Regions from separate parts of the Homo sapiens genome. Here all the other regions are linked to region 3. A link is a loop called in an ENCODE intact Hi-C map of the cell type or tissue named here. Cell type or tissue: CD4-positive, alpha-beta T cell. All regions are shown on one strand.

The links. Peaks named below come from ENCODE experiments on the same cell type or tissue, not always from the same donor. Only the 100,000 strongest peaks of a DNase experiment are listed, where the experiment ranks them.
Region 1: a loop joins it to region 3, with 6 times the contacts of the local background. A loop is called at or near these places in 3 of 110 quality-filtered maps.
Region 2: it touches region 3 in a loop (1.9-fold over the local background); 36 of 110 quality-filtered maps call a loop at or near these places.
Region 4: a loop joins it to region 3, with 9 times the contacts of the local background. A loop is called at or near these places in 109 of 110 quality-filtered maps.

What each region holds. Positions count from the first base shown.
Region 1 is chr20:32,029,692-32,033,691 of GRCh38, reverse strand. It overlaps CCM2L (CCM2 like scaffold protein), which reads right to left. Exons shown (of 10, transcript NM_001365692.1): 9 at 3,854-3,992; 10 at 1,512-2,691. The coding sequence ends at 2,378. Among named protein-coding and RNA genes, the nearest start is that of HCK, 21 kb to the left of the region's middle. RefSeq lists a silencer at 2,243-2,292 and an enhancer at 1,954-2,481. In CD4-positive, alpha-beta T cell, CTCF peaks have their summits at 1,964 (motif pointing right) and 2,164 (motif pointing left); a DNase peak (open chromatin) is centred at 2,041; H3K4me3 peaks cover 431 bases; H3K27me3 peaks cover 1,429 bases.
Region 2 is chr20:32,776,744-32,780,743 of GRCh38, reverse strand. It overlaps DNMT3B (DNA methyltransferase 3 beta), which reads right to left. Exons shown (of 23, transcript NM_006892.4): 2 at 279-426. The coding sequence starts at 420. Among named protein-coding and RNA genes, the nearest start is that of DNMT3B, 16 kb to the right of the region's middle. RefSeq lists enhancers at 1-178, 179-680, 681-1,181, 1,182-1,682, 2,189-2,318 and 2 more. In CD4-positive, alpha-beta T cell, CTCF peaks have their summits at 1,912 (motif pointing right) and 2,113 (motif pointing right); a DNase peak (open chromatin) is centred at 2,123.
Region 3 is chr20:32,519,567-32,523,566 of GRCh38, reverse strand. NOL4L (nucleolar protein 4 like) reads left to right here. Exons shown (of 11, transcript NM_001256798.2): 3 at 2,645-2,756. It overlaps LOC101929698 (a long non-coding RNA gene), which reads right to left. Exons shown (of 3, transcript NR_110619.1): 3 at 3,282-4,000. Among named protein-coding and RNA genes, the nearest start is that of NOL4L-AS1, 40 kb to the left of the region's middle. In CD4-positive, alpha-beta T cell, CTCF peaks have their summits at 1,479 and 1,681 (motif pointing left); DNase peaks (open chromatin) are centred at 1,001 and 1,656; H3K4me3 peaks cover 272 bases; H3K27ac peaks cover 2,247 bases.
Region 4 is chr20:32,650,987-32,654,986 of GRCh38, reverse strand. C20orf203 (chromosome 20 open reading frame 203) reads left to right here. Exons shown (of 6, transcript NM_182584.4): 2 at 3,006-3,254; 3 at 3,821-3,969. The coding sequence starts at 3,835. Among named protein-coding and RNA genes, the nearest start is that of C20orf203, 21 kb to the left of the region's middle. RefSeq lists a silencer at 1,814-1,913 and an enhancer at 2,204-2,253. In CD4-positive, alpha-beta T cell, CTCF peaks have their summits at 1,679 and 1,878 (motif pointing right); a DNase peak (open chromatin) is centred at 1,906; H3K4me3 peaks cover 302 bases.

The DNA of each region.
Region 1 (4,000 bases), 490 kb after region 3:
AGGGATTAATATCTAAAATTTATAAACTACTCTTGCAAATCAATGAGAAAAAGACAGGAAGCCCAGTAGGAAATGAACAAAAGATATGAACAAGGAAGTCACAGAAAGGAAAGCTCAAATGGCTGACTAGTATAGAAGGAAGTTATAAATTTCAGGATTAACAGAGAAATGCAAATTAAAACAACTTGCCACCTTACACCCACACTGAATGCAAAGTTACAAAATCAGATGATGAAAAATCTGATGAAGATGTCGGGAAACAGCATCCTTCACTCACCGTTGGTGAAAGCCATTCTGGAAGAAGTTAATGAAATTCAAAACCTGCCCTGTGATCTAGTAATTCCACTCTTGGATTTAGAGCCCAAAGAAATGCTCACATAGGCCCATAAGTTTCATGTACAAAAATGTTCATCAATCACAGTGTTGTTTGTGGTAAGAGGGAGTTGGAAGCAACCTGGGTGTTCATCTCTGGGGAGATGGATAAAGAAAACAGCGGATGCTCAACTCGAAATATTTTGCAGCAGTTGGATGCAACAGTGAGATTTTTCAACAGCACATATGTAGGTATTTAAAACATTATAGGGTGGCTGGGCTTGGTGGTTCATGCCTTTAATCCCAGCACTTTGGGAGGGCGAGGCAGGAGGATCACTTAAGCCCAGGAGTTCTTGCAGTGAGCTGTCACTGCACCATTGCAGTCCAGCCTGGGTGACAGAGCAAAAACCTGTCTCTAAAAATTTTCTTAGTTTTCTTTTTAAATAGAAAAACATTACAGAGTGAGAGAAGGAATAGAGTGAAATTCTTATGTAATATCATTTATACAAACACACACACAAAGCACTGTGTAGTTTAGGTCCAGGGACATATATCAGCACATAGGGTTAGGCGCTCATAGTAAAGAGGGAAAAGGAGTGTGGGGAACATGTGGATCAGGAGAGGGTAAAATAAAACATCAGAAGGGCCCTACATGGACCAGTGATGATGGGATGATCATTTACCACAAACCAAGTATGAATTATGGAACTCTTTGGACCTGGAGTCCTAATAACATTTTTTTGAAAATTGCTAACAGTGCCTATTTTATGGTGTGTACAATGTGTCTGGCCATGGAAGCCTTTGCAAGGTTTTACAAACACATTTTGGATCTCCTATGTGAGTCTCTGGCCTCCTCTCAGGCCTCATCCCTTTTAGCTTTCCAGCCTTTACTCAGGCTGTGCTGAATGCTGTCCTTATCCTGACTTCTCTACCTCTCCAACCTTTCCTTCCCATTTCTTTGACTACCCCAGACTCCCAGATAGCTGCCTGTGGAGTCTTGGCTATTTCTTGTTTGTGACTTGAGCACAGAGCTAGGCTGTAACAAGGCTGCAAGGGAACAAGTACTGTTTCTTCTTCCCAAACAGTGAACTCCCCTGAGGATCTTCTGAATAGCTCACCACCACTTCAGTTGGGGTAGGATGCACCCAGACATCTTTTGCTTATTACAAGGCAAGAAAGGTAAACTGAGTCATAAAATGTTTGATGTGGAAAGGAACAACATTTATTGAGCTCTTATCGGGTGCTAGACCCAGTTCTAAGGTCTTAACCCTCAGTAATCCCTGTGGCCACCCTGTTAGGTGGATGGGGGCTGAGCTCACTGGACAGATGGGGTAACGGGAGGCACACAGAGGTTACGACACTAACCAGATAGAGGCTCCAGATCCTGGAGCTGAAAAAACCCTTGTTTGGGGTCTTAAGACCAGAATGGGACCCAGATCATCCCCCTGAGTCAACCCTGGGTGGAGGAAACCGTCTACTCCACACTGACTGTACAAGTCAGGCATCAGGGGATGGGAGACCCTGACATTTAGAGCCTTAAAAAGACCTTCTACACTGTTTAGTATGGTCAGTTTGAGGTCATATAAGGAGAATCAGGAGATTCCCTCAAGCCCCGTCCTCTCTTCTTGAACCATAGTTTCTCAATCTGTAAAATAGGACCGAGTTCTGGAAATTCTTTTCTCAGTCGGCCAGCAGGTGGAGCCCACTCTTCATGCCTTCCTCAGCCTCCAGAAAGCTGCGGCGTCCCGGGGAGGAGGGTGTGTTCTGGGGCTGATCCCTCTGGACTTCTGGGACAAAGCAGGATCGCTGCTCAGCCCCAGCCCGGCAGAGCGGCCCAGGAGCCCCGGGTGACTGCCCCGGACTTCAGGGCCCGGCTTCGCTTTCCCCCTGCAGGACACTCCAGGTACTGCATGGCCCCGGGCCCCAAGGGCAGGGAGCGAGACCCTGGAGTGAAGACCCCCCGGCCCCGCCAGGTGTGATGGGGGGGCCCTGGGGATAGGGTCCCCGAAGCAAAGCTGAGACTCAGAGGTGGGCTGCTGAGCCACGCCGTCCGCAGGGGCGGTGGCTACAGGTAGTTGTCTTCTGCGGCGTCGCTCCCGCCCCTGGAGCCCCGGGGCTCATCCTCGTCGTCGTCGTCGTCATCGGGGGCCAGCGCCTCGATGTCGTGCGTGATGTCAGCCAGCAGCCGGTGGAAGGCCTGTGCCTCGGGCCGCTGCGCCGCGCCATCGTAGCTGCGCACTGCGGAGGCCGACGTGGAGCTCATGCTGCGCTTGATGCGGCCGAAGCTGTCAGTGAGGATGCCGCCCTCGCGGATGCCCACGCCCTCCAGGAAGCCCTCGAAGTAGCCGATGTCCTGGTCCGGGATGAAGGGCCGCATCCCTGCGAGCCGAGGGGCATGGTGAGTCCCCAGGACACGTTCCCTTTCCCTTCCACAGGGGAAGCGTCCTCTCTGCAGATCTGGGTGCAAATCCCTGCTGTCACTCACTGGCTGTGTGGCCTTGCCCAAGGTCCTTAACTGTCTGAGCCAGCGAATAACGACACAGCGCTCAGCACACAGTGAATGCTCACTACATACTAGATTACTGTACTTTTATTATTATTATTATAGCCTCTGCCTCCCGGGTTCAAGAGATTCTCATGCCTCAGCCTCCCAAGTAGCTGGGATTACAGGCGCACACCACCACGCCCTGCTAATTTTTGTATTTTTAGTAGAGACAGGGTTTCATGTTGGCCAGGCTGGTCTTGAACTCCTGACCTCAGGTGATCCGCCAGCTTCAGCCTCCCAAAGTGCTGGGATTACAGGTGTGAGCCACCTCGCCAGGCCTATTTTTGTTATTATTAGTACCATCATTATATTCCCATTGATTAATTATGTTGAACCTCATTTTCCTCACCTGTAAAACAGATAATTGCACCTGTTCTCTGGGTAGGGATGTGAGGATTAAATAACAAGGTACTCAGCACATACTGAGCACTCTGTAAACAGTTTGTTTTATTTCCATTCCTACTTACTAGCTATGTGACCTCAGTCCTTTACTTTGTAACTCTGAGTCTCAGTTTCCTCACCTGCAAAATGGGGACCATTAATAGTATCTACTTCTCAGAACTGGGGGCATTTAATGAGATGATGCTTGGCACAGGGTAACTGCCAAGCACATGTCAGCTTATTCGTATTATTCCTCCTGTTATTATTAGCCCTCCTTACTAGCTGTGTGACCTTGGACATGTTCCTTAGCCTTTCTGAGCCTCAGCTTCCGTGTGGGGTAAGATGGGAAGAATCAGTCCCTCTCGCAGCTTTGCTGTGAGGATGAAATGGCCACACCACTGCTTAGTTCTTCTTATCAACAGTGTCTCCCAGCTCTGACAAGTCCTTTCCCTACTCTGCACTTTGGGCTCCTCATCTGCCCTGTGAATCTCATGATCTGGGTTTCATCAGAGGCTGAAAGATAAGGAGAAAACATTTGCAGCCTGGTGCCTGACTGGGATGGCATGGACCAAGCAGGGGCCCTAGCTGACCTCTGGGGGTACAGCGGGGGCTCACCAAGGAGGAGGAACTTGCGCCGGTCTCCGTAGAGCTTCAGCAGGCCTGTGCAATAGTCCTGGATGGGCAGCCCCAGCCGGTACTCCCGCAGCAGCATCGCAAACTGCTGGATCTCGAGGGGCCCCAGCTTACTCCGCAACTATGTGG
Region 2 (4,000 bases), 260 kb before region 3:
CTGAGACCACCCCTGTCATGACTGGCAGAGGACAGGGAACCATCACCCTTGTGTCACGCTCAGAGTCCCAGCTGAGATGAGAGTCCCAAAGGGGAGGCCAAGGGCTGCGGGCAGGTGTGAAGGGCTCGACCCTGCATCCCTCCTTGCTAGAGCTCTCTTCCCTCCCGGGGAATTGTGGTGGAGGTTGTCAGAGACTCTCCCCAAAGCCTCCAGTTGTCTGCAGTGACCGCTCACTATGTCAGCGCCTGACACCACCCCAGTCCCCACTGCCCAGCCACCTCTGATCTCCGGGGTGCGGATAGCCTCCAGGATTGGGGGCGAGTCGGAGGACTGGTCGCTGCAGGCCCCGTTGACGAGGATCGAGTCTTCCCTCCCGCCGGCGTCCTCCTCTCCATTGAGATGCCTGGTGTCTCCCTTCATGCTTTCCTGTGGGAGAAGCCAGAATGGGTGGGGTGAAAGGGAAGCAGGGACATGAGAGGGACAGTGTTCCCCCGCCATGGGCTCTGTGTTCTCAGGCCAAGGCCCCAGGATGCATTCTTAGGGTGATGCTCTTGCCCAAGTACCCCACCCAGGCTGCCCCCCATAGCCTCCCCCTCACCAAGCTTGGAGGCTCAGGACTTGGTTCCATGTGGACAGGCTGTCCCGAAGGCTCAGACGCCAGCACCCAGGACAGAGTGGGGAGGCCAGGGCTGGGGTCTCAGGCTCAGACTGCTCTGTGCAATTAGCCGGCCCCTTCAAACAATGCCATTTAGGACCTGCCTGTCCCGGCCCGTCTGCCGCCAGCCTCTGTCCCCTCTGGCCCTGGCCCCCTCTCCCTGCTCAGCCTCTGCAGGGGCTCAGGAAGCCAGTGCATTATTTTCCCTCCTGACCCCTTTGTTTGCTCTCTCCCTTCCCCTCAATCTCCAGGTCCTCTTCCCACCCACCCCCTCCTCCCCCACAGAACCGCTTCTCTCCTCTCCATGGCAGCACAAGCCCCGCCTCACCCCATCCTCCAGGGCCCATTGGTCTGCTGGCCTGTCGCTCACTCCCCTCCTCCCTCACCAGCTGGGGCTCAGAGTCCCAAGTTCCCAAGGAGGGAAGGATGGAGGCACAGGCAGAAAGCCTGGGGGCAGTTACCAGGAGGGGGACTCCCCAGATCCATTGTAGCCTCACCCTCACCTCTGGGACTTGGCCTCCCCACTGCTGCCCCTCCTGGTCAGGTAAATCAGCTAACACACAGGGCCAGGGCCATACGGATGGGTTGGCAGGCTATAACCTCTGGGCTGGCCCATTGCCTGCAACATTATGGGCACACAGATTTTGTTGGATGCAACAACCTGTATCTCCCCCTAGGGAGACTGGGGAGCTCACCTTCTAGAAAAAGAAAACTGACATCCAGACTAGGTTATTCTCCAAGGTCATATAGCCCATCTAAGAGGTAGGGCCAGGATTAGATAGAGAACGAGTAAAAAACTTCAGGGCATAAATCCCCGCTGAAACCGAGTTTTCCAAGTCACTTGCCTTTGCTTTTTGTTCCACCTTTGGTTGGCAAAAATATTATAAAAGCCTAGGCATAATGAGACCTCCAGGCCCCCATCCCTGAACCACAAACAGCTCCAGGTCACTCACACCACACCCTTGTGTCCTGGAACCGTGCCTGGGAAAAGCTTCCCCAATAAGCTGCTGCCATATGCACCGGGCCTCCCTGCCTCGGGCTCCATCGTGGAGACATACCAGCCCCTGCCAGACAACCCGTGCTAGCCTCGCAGTTTATCTTCTATCTGTCCATCCATCCATCCATCCATCCATCCATCCATCCATCTATCTTAGAGACAGGGTCTCACTTGGTCACCCAGGCTGGAGTGCAGTGGCGTGATCACGGCTCCCTGTAGGCTTCAACTCCCAGGGCTTCAGTGATCCTCCAGCTGGGCCCACAGGTGTGTGCCACCAGGTGTGGCTAATTTTTTGTAGAAACAGAGTCTGGCTATGTTGCCCAGGCTGGCCTCAAACTCCTGGCCTCAAGGGATCCTCCCACCTCAGCATCTCAAACCAGGGTACCTTCTAGAAGCCACACCTTGTATTGCGGGCTCCAAGCTGCACTGGCGCCACTGGCATCGCCCACCAGGGGGCACCGTGAGCTCAGTCTGATGAGCCCAGTGGCGCCCCCAGGCAGAGGTGCAATCTGTGGTGAGAGCTCCCAATTCCAGACCCTGCACCTGCCCATGGCATGGGGCAACTGGACCTCTGCTGCTACTCCCTGTGTGGCCCAGGAGCCACGCAGGCTACAGTACCATGAACTGAGAGCTGCTTGGAAGAACTGTTGGAAGTGGGAGCTGGCTGGAGAAATCTCCACCACTAAGCTAGATGTCCTGAAGCAGGGTTTTCATTTTTTTTTTTTTTGAGACAGAGTCTCCCTCTGTCGCCAGGCTGCAGTGCAGTGGTGCGACCTCCGCCAGGCTGGAATGCAATGGCACGATCTCAGCTCACCGCAACCTCTGCCTCCCAGGTTCAAGCGATTCTCCTGCCTCAGCCTCCTGAGTAGCTGGGATTACAGGCATGCGCCACCACGCCCAGCTGATTTTTGTATTTTTAGTAGAGACAGGTTTCACCATGTTGGCCAGGATGGTCTCGATGTCTTGTCCTCGTGATCTGCCCACCTCAGCCTACCAAAGTGCTGGGATTACAGGCGTGAGCCACCACACCCGGCCTGAAGCGGGATTTTCACAAGACATTTTAACACACACAAGTCATGCCTAGGTGATTAATATGCATGTTAAAGCAGCATTGTTCAGATTATAAACATGTGCGCTGATACATAACACATAGGCTTTCTGTGCTTCACATGATCCAGAGTGTGTATCAGCACCTGTTAAGGAATTTCCCCTACCAAGGACAAGGGACGTGCCTGAATCAGACCAATCAGCTGCTTCTCAGCCCTTTTTCTCCCAAGCCCTGACCCGGAAGAACAGGCTGGCTGACCTATGGCCAGTTCCTATGAGACAAAGCAGTCAGAATCCCAGGAAAGCTGCTGCGGTGTCGGTTCAGAATAATCATTAATTTCAAGCGTTTCACCTCAGGCCAAATCAGTGAACTAAGTAACCTAGTGGGCCTGGCATAGAGTGGGAGGTGGGGCTACCTGGTGTACCTGGTGTCTCCAGGAGGGTCCACCTCCCCAAAGTGCTCTGGGGGGAGGACACACAGGGTTTGTTTGTGGCCAGGAGCTGGTAGCAGACCAGAGGCCTGGAGTGAAGGATGTGACCTCCTTCGCCTTCATCCAGGGCCTGGGGTTCTAATGTGTGCTGGGTTTCGCAGGCAACATTGAACCCCATTCCTCAGACAGGCCCTAACTGGGTCAACAAGAAGCCAGACAGGAGTCTCACCTCCTAGACAGACCCAGGCTGACAATGATTAACCACCCTGGGCCTTCCCCCAGGGCCTCAGCAGTGCCAACTGGCCACCAGCCTACCCAACGTGTGGGCAGCACACCTTCCAAAACCCATATCTCAACATTCAGGAAAAGCCTCAAGCCCCTAGAACAAGACCTGTGGGTACTGGAGAGACAGTCCAGGAAGAAAACCCACAATAAATGGCACTAGCTACCTGGGTGTCCCCCAGGAGCAAGCTGAGCACTTATATATGCTTTCTTCTCGTTGCATAATTCAATGTGATTTCATTTAAAATTCCTTCTGTTTTTATCACGACCCTACGTTTGTAGTGAAATTAACTACCCTCATTGCCTTATAGCCACAGCTGTGTAGACAGCGCACACCAACTTCAGAACCTGCACCCATGACTAAAGATGCCCAGCTCAGTTCCTCCCCCACCCCGCTTCAGTCTACACGCAGGCCAAGACAATCTAGCCTCGAGGCATGTGCTGCTGTGTTCTCTCAGCCTGGAAGCCCTCCCCAACTCCCTACACCTCCTGCTTCCTTTCTCAGACCTCAAAACCCACAGCTCAAAATCCAGGAATAAAAGCTTCTCTCCTAGGCCTTTCTTCCCACATATATAAATATATAAAAAT
Region 3 (4,000 bases):
CCTATTAACTAGAGCATCTGCTAGGATTGTCCTCCTGGTTTCGACTCATTCTGTGGTCCTGTGGCCTTGGGCATTCGTGCACTCAATCAGAAATGGAGGTCCCATTTCTGGTCCCAGGCAAGCCAGGAAGATGAATCAGAAGATGCCTGCTGAAGGTTGCAGGGGGAGGGTTTGTCATCCTCTATACAGGTCCCTACGGCAGTGCAGAGCTGGGCTGGACTCTGCGCTTTATTGACTCCCCAGGGAGCTCTAAGCCAGGCTTGCAGACAATCCAGCCTTGTGGGGCAGGGCTTCCCTCCCTGGCCCTCAGGCAGTTCCAAGGACTTCTCACCTGTCAGCCTTCTATCCTCCCCTTCCACCCATCAATGGGACCCAGGGCCAGAAGGTGTGTGCTCAGCACTCCCCTCCCTGTGGCACGCCAGCCAGCCTTTGCACACTGCTGGGGTCCCTGCCAAGGCCAGGATAAATGTGGCCACCACTCTACCCCTGGAGAGGGAGCCATTCCTATTCCCTCAGCTGGCCAGGCAGCAAGAAGGGCCCTGCCCATCCTGTGTGCAGCCCTCAGCAGAGCAGCCAGGCCAGGAGGACCCCCTGAGCCCTTTAAAAAATATTTCTCTGCCCATTGGCAGGTGAGCAGGCAAGCTTTGGGTAGCTTAGTAGGGCTGCCCTCATGGTAGGGACCTGGCCCTCTTCTCCCAGCTGACTGTGCAACCCTCCCCCGGGCCCTCCACTGAGCTCTCCTGAGGCCTGACCTAGGGTGCCACGTCTCAGGGGAGCCGAGGGGCATCTGTCGGCCCAAGTCAGCCACAGCCCTCTGCTCTGCCTAGCACACGCCCTTCCCTCCTGCACACTTGCTCCTGCAGCTGCCACCCTTCAGCCAGACATCTCTCTCCAGACCCAGCTGGCCTGAGAGGAACGTGCCCCCAGACTTCCAGGCAGCCCTGGGCTGCTCTGCTGAGGGCTGCACACAGGATGGGCAGGGCCCTTCTTGCTGCCTGGCCTACTGAGGGCACAGGAATGGCTCCCTCTCCAGGGGTAGAGTGGTGGCCACATTTATCCTGGCCTGGGCTAGGGATGAAGCTCTCTGTGTGCATGGCAGAAAAGCCCCATCCCTCGGACCTGACACCTGACAAGGACCAGCTGCATCCCTGATGTTGCTCTCCCATCCGCTGCTCCAGTCAGAGACACTGGGGTTTGCCCTTGTCCCTGACCTCCAGAGGAAGGCAATCAGACAGGGAATTTGGAAGGGAGATAACTCATCAAGGAGCCTGCCTGCTCCACAGAGCATCAAATCAGCTGAGAAATAACAATTGTGTCACCAAAATTAACTTCGCATTTGCAGCTGGCAAGAGTGGCCCCTGGACTCTGCCAGTGGGCTGAGCTGGAAGCTGTGCCTGAGCTGGTCCTCCAAGAGCCCAGCCACAGCCTGGGACACCCCAAGCCTTCTGCATCCCCCCACAACTCCACTCCCCAGCCCCGCCCTAGCCCACCTCTACCCTCCAGCCATCACAGAGATGGAGAAGGACATTCGTGCATTTCTAAAGGAGCAAACCCCTGCAGTTGCTGTGGGAAGGCGGGGCCAAGCGCAGCGCAGAGCAGCCCCTCACCCTTGGCCAACTTTCCCAGCCCGGCTGCGGGCTGCGGCGAGGACAGCGGAACGCTTGGGTGATGCTGCCCCTTAGTGGAGAGGTGCGGGAGGACCCAGGCTCCAGGAAGCACATGGAAAACCAGTAACTGGGCAGTCTCAGCCCAGGGAACCTGGGACTGAAGGGACTCTTTGGCCCCACCAGACAGCTAAATCAGGGTCAGTGGCTTTTCCAAAACCCAGAGCAAGAGGAAAGGGCTGGACACCTAGGCCCACAGCCACTTCTTCCCCACTCCCCCACCCAGCCCTTTTTTCATGTTCCCTCCCTTCTTTGTGTCTCTCCCCCAGCCCTCTGCATCCCTGTCCTCCTCCTCAACTAGGGGAGGCCTTCTGGAGGCAACTGTGGAGTGGTGTGACCTGGAACATGGGGTTTAGTCTGGCACTGCCTTGAAAATTCCTTGTGACCTTGGGGAGTCAGCTCACCTCTCCAAGCCATAGTTGCCTGGAACATGGGGGTCCTGCAGAGCCTGTCTAGTTTGAAAAGTCTGATGCCTGGTACTAGCCCTTCACAGCTCTTCCTAAGAAGGTTCTTGACCTGTCAGTGATCACAGGAGATGGCTTGTAGGACCTTTGGTTCTGTGTATGGGCCTGGGGCAGTGAATTTATCTGTGGGTCTCAGTCTATCCATCTCTAAGAGGGGAACTGCTCACCCTACGCTAGAGCAATGTTTGTAAGCCCATTTTTTTGTAGCAGCAATAAAATGTTCTGAGGAATGTTACTTATTAGAATATAGGTTAAAGACTAGATAATGTTTAAAGGGTTTGCTTTTTCAATTTTTAACCTCCTTTATTGCGATTTTTAAAACAAATGGTTTTCCACAAAAGTACTGTCTCATTGCCACAGCTGAGAATCCAGGACACCTGTCCCTTGCTCCTCAAATCCCTGACTTTCCTTGCAAGAGCCGAAGCACCTGCCACCAAAGCTCAGACCTTGGTGACCCCATGGCCAAGTTGCCTCCCCACAGATCCATATAACAAGCGAAGCTCTTCTCTCCTCCAGATCGCAGAGACCTATGCCTTCCTCCCGAGAGAGGCCGTGACCCGGTTCCTGATGAGCTGTACGGAGTGTCAGAAGAGGATGCACTTTAACTCCAATGGCCTGGAACCCAAAGGTAGCAGGGGTGGCGTGCTGGAGGGCTAGGGCGGGGGCCATCTAAGAGTGGACTGTCCCTGAAGACGCCAGCTTTTGCTGGCACAGAAAAGTGTCCAGCAGCTGTTGTTGCTAGTCCCAGAGGCCAGTATGGGTCCGTGGTGCTGCCCAAAGCGCCTTGTTTTGTTTCGTTTAACTTTTTTTAAATCTCAAATTTCACTTAAAAACCAACCATACAAAACAAAAAAGTGAACAACATGTTTCCCCTGCCTTGCAAGGCCCCGGCCAGCCCCTTTCCTCCCAGCCGGATTCCAGTTGGGAATGGCCAGCCTGCCCCGTTCTCAAAGTTCCATCCATGCCTCCCACTGCTTCTCCATGCACGAGGGTCTGGCCTGTACCCTCCCTGAGACGTGTGCATGCATCCTCCCACCCACATACCTGTTAATGATACATCTTCCCTGGTGCTTGTTTCCACCCTGTGCACACCCATGTGGCCTCTGATAAGTAAACCCACGGAGTACTGATGATAATTTTTTTTTTTTTTTTTGAGACAAAGTCTCGCTCTGTCGCCCAGGCTGGAGTGCAGTGGTGCGATCTCGGCTCACTGCAAGCTCCGCCTCCCGGGTTCATGCCATTCTTCTGCCTCAGCCTCCCGGGTAGCTGGGACTTCAGGTGCCCACCGCCACGCCTGGCTAATTTTTTTTGTATTTTTAGTAGAGATGGGGTTTCACCATGTTAGCCAGGATGGTCTCGATCTCCTGACCTCATGATCTACCCGCCTTGGCCTCCCAAAGTGCTGGGATTACAGGTGTGTAATCTGCACCCGGCCGACTGATGAGAATTTAAAATGACCAGGGCAGGCTGGGCACAGTGGCTCATGCCTGTAATCTCAGCAGTTTGGGAGGCTGAGGTGGGAGGATTGCTTGAGCCCGGGAGGTGGAAGCTGCAGTGAGCCATGATCATGCCACTGCACTCCAGCCTGGGTGACAGAGTTAGACCCCATCTCAAAAAACAATAAAATAAAATGCCCAGAGCACTTGTGACCACCAAAGGTGATCCCTTGGACTGACGTCCATGCCCTCCAGCTCTGTCCTGCCCAGTGAGACCAGCAAGGACCTCACTTCAGCACCCCCGCACCCCCTCAAACTGAACATCCCAGAGGCCTCCAGGAAATCTGGGGGCCCATCTGTTTGCAGGTGGCTTTGGCACATTGAGACGGCCCAGCACATTTGGCTGGTACAATTATAATGCTGCCCTGAGAAATGG
Region 4 (4,000 bases), 130 kb before region 3:
ACTCTTATTTATATTTCATTGATCTCTATGTCTGTCCTTATGCCAGTACCACATTGTCCTGATTACTGTAGTTTATTATAGTAATTTTTGAAATTGGAAGTGTGTGCACTCCAACATTGTTCATTTTTTCTTCTTCTTTTTTTGGGGAAGGATCTTGCTGTGTCACACGGGCTGGAATGCAGTGGCACATTCTTGGTTCACTGCAATCTCTACCTCCCAGGTTCAAGTGATCCTCCCACCTCAGCCTCCTGAGTAGCTGGGACTACAGGCACATGCCACCACACCCAGCTAAATTTTTGTATTTTTTGTAGAGATGAGGTTTCACCATATCACCCAGGCTGGTCTCAAACTCCTGGACTCAAGTGATCTGCCCACCTCGGCCTCCCAAAGTGCTGGGATTACGGACATAAGCTACCACGCCTGGCCCACCATTATTCTTTTTCAGGACTGTTTTAGCTTTTCTGAGTCCCTTAAATTTCCATATGAATTTTAGGATCAGCTTGTCAATTTCTGTAAAGAACCAAGTTGGAATTTTGATGGAGATTGTGTTGAATCTGAAGATCAATTTGGGGAGTCTTGCCATCTTAATGGTATTGGGTCTTTAGATCTATGAACATTGGTATTTTTCCATTTATTTATGGCATCTTTAATTTCTTTAAACAATGTTTTGTAGTTTTCAGATTATAAGTTTTGTACTTCTTTTATTCCTAAGCATTTTATTCTCTTTGATGCTAGTATAAATTGAATTATTTTCATAATTACATTTTTGAAGTGTTCATTGCAAATGTGTAGAAGCTCAATTGATTTTTGTATATTGATCTTGTATCCTGCAACTTTGCCAAACCCAATTATTAGTTATAACTTTTTTTTAGTGGATTCTTTAGGATTTTCTCTTTTTTTTTTTTTCGCTCCATCACCCAGGCTGGAGTGCAGTGGCGTGATCTTGGCTCACTGCAAACTCTGCACCCCAAGTTCAAGCAATTCTTGTGCTTCAGCCTCCTGAGTAGCTGGGGTTACAGGCACACACCACCACGCCTGGCTAATTTTTGTATTTTTAGTGGAGACATGGTTTTGCCTTGCTGGCCAGGCTGGTCTTAAACTCCTGACCTTAGGTGATCCACCTGCCTTGGCCTCCCAAAGTGCTGAGATTACAGGCATGAGCCACTGCTCCCAACCAAGATTTTCTATATATAAGATCATGTCATCTGCAAGTAGGGATAGTTTTACTTCTTCTTTTGCAATCTGGATGACTTTATTTTCTTGCCATTGTACCCAGTACAGTGTTGAATACAAGTCGTGAATTCAACTTTGCCGTAAGAGTGGACATCCTTGTCTTGTTCCTGGTCTTGGGGAAAGCACCCAATCTCTCACCATGAAGTATGATACCAGCTGTAGGAACACTCTTCTTAGAACTCCCCGAAAGATTGGCTGGTTTACACCCTCAGTTCTAGCAGTGTGCAAGCAGGAGGCCTAGTCCCCCATCCCTTGCCAACACAGTAACCCCAGGCTTTAGAGGCAAAGAACCAAGCCTGGGAGGGAAGTGCTGCATGCTATGTCACACAGATACTCAGCGACCTACAGTTCAGCTGTCCATATGCACTGGGAGTGAGCCCTGGACACTCAGCCTTCCCTCCCCTAGGGTGGGATGTCTTGAGACCCCCTAAAAAAAAGCATTGGTACAGAGGAACTTCTGGGTTCTGTTCTTGTATTAGTCACTGGCTGTGCAACTGTAGGCAGGTCACTTCCCTCTGGGCCTTGGTTTTCCCATCTGTGTAGTGGAAAGAGTGGTCCACCTTGAAATCTTCCAACTCTGACCATCTCTGCCCCACCCACCCTTAAATTCACAGTGGCTTCAGCATCCACCACTGCCCAGAGGAGCCACCAGAGGGCGCCCCAGACCATCATTTGGCCCAGCTTGGGTGCAGGGTGCCCTGGGGAGGCTGAGAGCAGCGCCTATTTTCCAGGAGCTGCTGGCTGTGCTTGCACAGACTTCCTGTGGCTAGACCAGCCCGCTCCTCTGGCTGAGCTCTGATCTCCAGGAAGGGAGTGACGGAGGCACCATCCCCAAGGCCAGTGACCTAGCACTCACCCTGCCCGCTTTGGGTTGCCGCCTGAGGCTCAGGCTTTGCAACATCGGGGCCAGCAGCCTTGCATCTCTCAGCCTTGAGAGGCTTCCACCATCTCTGAGAGGGCCTCTCACTGGTGCTGCATCCTCTCCCCACCAAATTGCCCAGCAGCAGGAAGCCCCCCAAACTGGTGCGTGTCTGGCTACCTGGAAGGGGGCCCTCACTGTTTTTTGTGGACGTGAATGTATTCATGCTGGGGGTCTGGACAGTGTAGTCTCCAAAAACCACAGCATCCGGGACTCCTAGATACCTCCAGGATAGATCCCAGAACCTTCGAAGCAGGAATCACAGAGGTCAGGGACCACCCAGAACTTCCCAAAAAAGCCAGAGGAGGCTCCATCAGCACCCCCATGACCCCCAGGGCTGATTTTATCGTTCAAATAAAATCAAAACCTTTGCCTTGCAAATTGAGCTCCAAGACACAGCAGCATCTCCCCGCCATCCCAAGAGTCTCACCCCAGCCCCTTTGCATGGAGGGCTGCTGGGCCCCCTCTGATGCCAGGGGTATTTGCTTTTTTTTTTTTTTTTTTTTTTTTTTGAGATGGAGTCTTGCTCTGTCGCCCAGGCTGAAGTGCATGATCTCAGCTCACTGGCACGATCTCAGTTCACTGTAACCTCTGCCCCACCAGGTTCAAGTGATTCTCGTGCCTCAGTCTCCCAAGTAGTTGGTACTACAGGCGTGCACCACCACACCCAGCTAATTTTTGTATTTTTAGTAGAGACGAGGTTTTGTTGTGTTGGCCAGGCTGGTCTCGAACTCCTGATCTCAAGTGATCCTCCTGCCTAAGCCTCCCAAAGTGACAGGTGTGAGCCACTGCATCCAGCCACATTTGCTTTGCATTCTAGTTATTTGTATGTGTGTTTTCTCTCTCCTTCCAGACTGGGGTCCCCTTAAAGGCAGAGTGAATCTCAGATTCATCTTAGTCCCTTCCTGGGGTCTTGTTCAGGACCCTGCATCCAGTAGATGCTCAACAAATGTCAACATAGGAATCCAGGTCCCATCCTCTCCTCACTCAAGGGATCCAAGGCTGCCTCTTCCTCTTCCGTAGTGGTGTGGCTTTGCAGAAGTCACTTAAGCTCTCTAATCCTCCTCCTCAGAGTGCCAGACTGCAGCTGCCACATGAAGAGGTAAGACTCGGACAGGCTAGGTGCCAGGTCACCCCCCAGTTCCCCAGACCTTTCAGATGGCAGTGGCTGGCTATTCAGGTCAGACCAGTTGCTGTGCTGGACACTTCACCTTTGTTATCTCCTCCAGTCTTCTCAGAGACCCTTTGAGGTGGGCTCTGTTGCCATCCCCAGCCTTGCAAATGGGGAAACCCAGGCATGTGACAATGAGCTCCCTTGCCTGAGGTCACGTTGGTTGGTAAAGGTGTCTGAGCCTACAGCCCTGCTTTGAAGTGACTTGGGGCAGGGATGAGCAGCTTCAGGGGGTTTTCTTGTCCACCCTGTAAGAATCTTCAAGGCTCAGAGATCATTTGCTCCAATTTTCTCGTTTCTTTTCCTTTTTTTTTTTGAATAGGGTTTCGCTCTGTTGCCCACTTTGGAGTGTAGTGGGGCGATCATGGCTCACTACGGCCTCAACCTTCTGGGCTGAAGTGATCCTCCCACTTGAGTAGCTACCCCATGAGTAGCTGAACCCTCAGGCGCAAGCCAACACACCCAGCTAATTTTTTTTTTTTTTTTTTTTTTTTTAGAGAGAGGGTCTCCTATGTTTCCTAGGCCTGTCTTGAACTCCCGGGCTCAAGCGATTCTCCTGCCTCAGCCTCCCAACATGCTGGATCACAGGCAGTGGCCACCTCGCCTGGCCAGTTTTCCCTTTACAAAAACTGGAATGCTGAGCCGGGTAAGAAGTGCTGTCCCTGTCTCCCACACCT